2 separate regions of the Homo sapiens genome follow, and region 1 is linked to region 2. Evidence: read pairs that join two places in POLR2A ChIA-PET (ENCODE). Cell type or tissue: K562. All regions are shown on one strand. Each heading gives the region's core, and the rest is flanking DNA. Links, peaks and the distances in the headings are about the cores only.

Region 1 (2,909 bases), core at 121-2,620, 280 kb before region 2:
AGCTATTTTGATAGTGCAGCTGTGAACATTTGTGTACAAGTTTTTGTGTAAACTTTATGTTTTCAGAGGTAACTACTTTTAAAGTTTTGGTTATATCCTCTCAAGTATTTTCTTTGTGAATGTATATATGTTTATTACTTTTGCAAATGTGGATCATAGTATATACACTGTTGTGTAGCATGCTTCCCCCTACTTGGCCATATATCAGGGGAGGTTTCTTTCCAGTTGGTTGGTTATTTTAGCCCATCCTCCCTGGGTAGAGCATCTTCAACACTCCAGGTCTTCACTCTGCAGGTCCCTATCACTGTTCAGTCCATCGTCATTCAGTCTCTAAATAAAACGCTCACCCGACGGGAGGACACTGATGTGCTGCAGCCGACTCTCGTCAACGCTGGACACTTTAGCCTTTGCGTGAATGTTGTTCTTGAGGTAGGTGCCGAGTTTGGCTTTGAGAGCTTGTCTGTGGCAGACTTAAGCCTCTTGTTGCGCCGGGGTAACTGGACGCCCTCCGAGGACGCTCTGTCCCAGCCCATGGTGTGGCTTTTCTTGGCTCAGCTGCCTGCTTGTCTTTCTGCTGTCTCATCAAAGGACACCTCTTGTCTCCACAAACTTAGTGACTTGCCGGAATACATCAAAATATTTTTGTTGTTGCTGTTTTTGTTTTAACATGTTTCCTCTGCAGAGATAGGCTTATTGCATTCTGCTTGGACCAGCTTATGTGGAACTTCTGTAATTGGGCAGAGTGGCTCAGATGACCCTGTCTGCTAGGGGTGGTGCTGAGGGAACACCTCTCATAATCCAACTGGACAGCAGAGCAAGGCTTCAACACATGGAGAAACAGGGAAAGATTTGCTATCTATGGGTGTTTTCAGTTATTCATACAGCTTCTGAAATGTAATGGAACAGGTATATTTGGAGTATCATTTTGTTTTTAGGTAAAGTACAGCCTCACATACACAGATGCAGGTGAAGTCACCAAAGCTGATCTCTCATTCGTTCTGGGGACAGTTAGCAGCGTAGTGGTCCCACTGCAGCAAAAGTTTGAAATTCATTTTCTTCAGGTAAGGTTGATCAATTTGGCATAAGTATTTAATTGCCAAGTTAAAAAGAAATAATGACTTCTCAGTGGATAAAACTGAATTTCTAAGTATTACATCCAAGCCTTTGTAGTGAACAGAGGGCTTTGTGTAGCCTGTGCATTTGTAATGAAACCAAGCATTCTCCTTGTATCTTTTTTCCTTTTGGGAAAAGATTCCCTTCCACATTAGCTTGTTCTTTTACAGTATGATGTACTCCTACACCTGGCAGATGTATTTATAGTTCTGAGTAGGGAGGGAGAAATTCTTTTATTGGTTGGTAATTCCATATTTTATTATGAAAGAAGAATTTTTCTTCCTGCCATTTCCTTATTAAAATGAGAATTATTTGGGGGCATTTCTGCATTGTCTTTCAGGAAAATACCCAGCCAGTCCCTCTCAGTGGAAACCCTGGTTATGTCGTGGGGCTCCCATTAGCTGCTGGATTCCAGCCTCATAAGGGATATCCTTTTTGGTTCTGTAGAGGGTGGATTTATTTCTCTCTCCATGTGCGTGGGCTGCACTGCTCTTTATCGCTGAGGCTCCCCTGGGCTGCTTGTGGGAAGGAGAGAGCAGTCCAGGCCGAGCTTCCTGCAGGCGGCTCTGGTGGGCGGCCAGTCTGGCTACACAGCAGGTGGGCTGGGGGGAGACTGGCAGTTGGGGGTGAGACAGCACGTCCTGGGAAAATGTCAGTGTTTTTTTTTTTTAATCTCCTTTTTTTTTTCAGCCTGCCATTAAGCCACAAAATATGTCAGTGTTTTACAACGAAAATCTTAAGAGAGAAAAGTTGACATTTAAATGTTTTTAATTTCACATTTAAACAGACACTCCTAAACAGATGTAGTGATTTTGAAAATTTAGAATTTCAAAGGGCCAGTTTCTGAGAATTTTTCTTCTGAGAATCCATTTATTAAGGAAAATAGAACTGTTTTTTTGCCTGCTCCTGGGAAATAGCTGTCAAAATCCCAGAGGCCCAGAAAAAGTGTATTTGGGTCTCCCTCATGTCACACAAGTGACACTGTCTTCTTACCTGAGAACCAGGCTGCTCTAGCACTAGGCAGTTGTCCCTTAACTGTCTGTGAATGTCTGGGATTATTCAGACCACAAATAGATATGGACAGCTTACTATTCTTCATAGCACAACTGAGCAAGACTGCTTAGCACTGGAGGGGGTCCGGACCCCAGTATTATTTGGTTACACTATGCAATCTGGCTGTAAACTAAGGTAAAAGAGTCACTTGTTTCTGTTTGAACTTGTGCTGATCAGAAAACAAAGCATTCTCACTTTTCCCCATTTTAATCAAATCTCTGCATCAGCTGATGAGCTCACATGAAAGCCACATATAGTATATCATCATGCATGAATAGTAGCAAAACTGTTACAATCATTTTTGTTATTAAATACGGCAAAGCAAAAATTTCAAGGCTTTGTATGTTTCTTTTTCTTTTTTTAAGAGATGGGGTCTCGCTCTGTCTCCTAGGCTGGAGTACAGTGGTGCCATTATAGCTCACTGCAGCCCTGACCTCCTGGGCTCAAGGGATCCCGCCTCAGTCTCCCAAGTAGTTGGGACTACAGGCATGCACCACCACATCCGGCTTTTTTTTTTTTTGAGACAAAGTCTCCCTCTGTCACCCAGTCTGGAGTGCAGTGGTATAATCTCAACTCACTGCAACCTCTGCCTCTGGGTTCAAGCAATTCTCCTGCCTCAGCCTCCTGAGTAGCTGGGACTACAGGCATGTGGCAACATGCCCAGCTAAATTTTGTATTTTTAGTAGAGACGGGGTTTCACCATGTTGGCCAGGCTGGTCTCAAACTCCTGACCTCAGGTGATC
Region 2 (2,909 bases), core at 155-2,654:
TATTTGTTGACTGAAGAAATGACAAATCTCATTGACTGAGCACTGGCACGTGCCGGACACTATGTGCTCATGGCTCCCACACATAATTTTCCAGCCACCCTAGAGGGTGGGGACCACCTCATCATCCATGCCCCCATTTTACAGATGCGGAAACAAAAGCTCAGAGAGGCGAAGTGAGCTGCCCAGGGTCACACAGTGATGGAGCTAGGCGTGGACCCCTCTGGAGGCCCCTTTGTCTCCAGAGTCCAGGCTCTTTAAGAGCCTTGAAAACAGCAGCTGCTCTCAGAATGCAAGGTGTCATTATATAATACTTTTACTGAAGACAGCTTTCCTGCTGGGTGCAGTGGCTTATACCTGAAATGCCAGCACTTTGAGAGGCTGAGGCGGGTGGATCACTTGAGTCAGGAGTTCAAGACGACCTTGGCCAACATGATGAAACTTGTCGCTACTAAAAATACAAAAATTAGCCAGGCGTTGTGGCGCGGGCCTGTAGTCCCAGCTACTCAGGAGACTGAGGCAGGAGAATCGCTTGAGGCCGAGAGGCAGAGGTTGCAGTGAGCCGAGATAGCGCCATTGCACTCCAGCCTGGGCGACAGAGTGAGACTCTGACTCAAAAAAAAAAAAAAAAAAAAAAAGGACGGGCATGTTGGCTCACACCTAGCACTTTGGGAGGCCGAGGCGGGTAGATCACCTGAGGTCAGGAGTTCAAGACCAGTCTGGCCAACATGACAGAACCCCATCTCTACTAAAAATACAAAAATTAGCTGGGCGTTGTGGCACATGCCTGTACTCCCAGCTACTTGGGAGGCTAAGGCAGGAGGATTGCTTGAACCCAGGAGGCGGAGGTTGCAGTGAGCCGAGATCGTGCCATTGCACTCCAGCCTGGGCGACAGAGCAAGACTCCATCTCAAAAACAAAGACCAAAAAAACCCCAAACTAAACCAAAACAACAAAAGATGGCCATCTTCCTGTGCCCTTAAAGACAGCCTTGGGATTCAGGGAGCAAGAACTCGGGGCTTGGAATCATTGTGGTTATTTAGTGTCCGTGGGTGGCAGGCCTGAGTGCCAGAGGCCACACCTCTAAGAAGGAGAATGTCCCTCTGCCCTCCCAGTAGTGTGGGTGCGGGGCTGATGGCTGAACCAGCATTCATTCCCCTTCATCGAGCCCAGCGCAAAGCAACAAATTCCCTTCCCTTGAGGTGCGTAAGTGCGAGGGGAAGATGGACAAGGAGAAAGTAAACAAATGCACAACCCAGACAGTTGCAGGCAGTGACGGATCTCATGCAGGGATGAGACAGAGGCATGGCAGTGGCCAGGTGACAGCCTCAGACAGGGGCGCAGGTGGGCTCCTCCAAGCAGAGTCTGCAAAGGGGGCTCCAGGCAGTGGGGACAGCACATACCTCAAGGCAGGGAGAATTTGGAGGCTTTGAGGAACAGAAGGCCCCCTGGGGCTGGAGTTTTCCAGAGCTTAAAAAAAGAAATCACTTTTCTTATTAGGTTTTCCAGAGGGTAAAAGGAGGTGAGACCTGGCAAATGGTAGCTATCACTCACTCCCCTTCTCAGGTGGAAAAATAATCTCAATTTGGGGGCACACAAACCCAAGGACCATTGATGGCTGTGACAAAAAAAGGTGTGGGTTTTTTTCTTCTCTGCAGTCCCACATGGGTTAGAGTTACCCAGGACACTCTTCTGACAGATCTTTAATAACAAAAGATGTGTTCATGTGTGTGTGTAGGCACATGCATGCACAGACAAAAACACGTCTGCACATGCATAGAGGCACACAGACACGTGCATGTACACGCATCCACATATGTGCAGTGCACACATCAAGAGGAGCTTTTCTGTCCAAGGTTCTCTGACAACACCAGAATAAATGTTTCCCTAGCTAATAGGCACACCATAGATTTTCGTTAAAACCCTGTGTGAGCAGTCAGTAGCTCCAACTGGCCAAGTGAAAAGGTTGTTGCAGCCACAGAAGATGTGGAGAGTGTATGATGGGGGGTGGGAAGCCCCGGGGTGGGGATTAGGATGGGCTGGGCCCCCAGAGTCGAGTGGGGGTGTGTGTCCCTGAGGGACACCTGTACAGCCAGGCCTCCAGAAGGGGTACTAGAGGAACCATTCTGGCTGGATAGCAAGAGGGGTTGTCAAATAGGGCACTCACCCTCTCGGGCCTGTTTCCTCACCTGGAAAAGGGAGATCACACACCTCCATAAGGCTGCTGGGAGGATTAAGTGAGATTGTGTCTAGGGATTCTGGGAAATGGCGGCCTGAATGGGGCATGGAACCACGTGGCTGCTGGGACGTGGAGCACGTGGGGTGTGGACTAGGCCTTGGGGTCTGTTGAGAGAGCCAGAGATCCAAAGTCTCTCTCATCAATGGGTTGTGTTGCCCCAGGGAGCCCCCAAGACCAGGGACAAGGCCCTGGGATTGGAGAATCCAGGGAGGACTTGGTTCTTTGTAGACTTCAGGGGTTCCTTTCAGCATCAGCCTCAAGACTGCGGGGGCTGGGGAGGGAGCGAGTGGGCGGCTGGGGCTGTTGTGCCCTGCCCTCAAGGCTGGGTGGCGGAGGCCTCTTGCTGAGAAGCACATGCCCACAGGACCTGAGACCCCTGCCTTTTTGCTACCTGTGGGATTCCTACAGCTAATAAGTTTCCAGCAGCTAGACCTGAGTCCCACTGAATAGAAGAGAAAAATAACTGCTCACTTGAGGCTGTCAGAAGCCAGAGAGAAGCACAGTGGGCCGATCCATCAGAATAGCAACTTCTAGAATATCAGAAACCCAAGTGTATTTGTTTCTTATTGCTGCTATAAAAATATTACCGATGTGGTGGCTTAAAACAGCACTTCTTTTTCTTTTGAGACAGGGTCTCACCCTGTTGCCCAGACTGGAGTGCAATGACACAATC

What was found. Peaks named below come from ENCODE experiments on the same cell type or tissue, not always from the same donor. Only the 100,000 strongest peaks of a DNase experiment are listed, where the experiment ranks them.
Region 1: POLR2A ChIA-PET joins it to region 2 with 5 read pairs; 2 of 35 experiments call an interaction of 5 or more read pairs at or near these places.

The regions. Positions count from the first base shown.
Region 1 is chr12:110,640,089-110,642,997 of GRCh38, forward strand. TCTN1 (tectonic family member 1) reads left to right here. Exons shown (of 15, transcript NM_001082538.3): 8 at 295-429; 9 at 936-1,061; 10 at 1,454-1,539; 11 at 2,161-2,301. Among named protein-coding and RNA genes, the nearest start is that of TCTN1, 27 kb to the left of the region's middle. In K562, for the core only: no CTCF peak of the experiment used is centred there; a DNase peak (open chromatin) is centred at 1,643.
Region 2 is chr12:110,921,590-110,924,498 of GRCh38, forward strand. No RefSeq gene overlaps it. Among named protein-coding and RNA genes, the nearest start is that of MYL2, 2.5 kb to the left of the region's middle. In K562, for the core only: no CTCF peak of the experiment used is centred there; no DNase peak of the experiment used is centred there; H3K27me3 peaks cover 811 bases.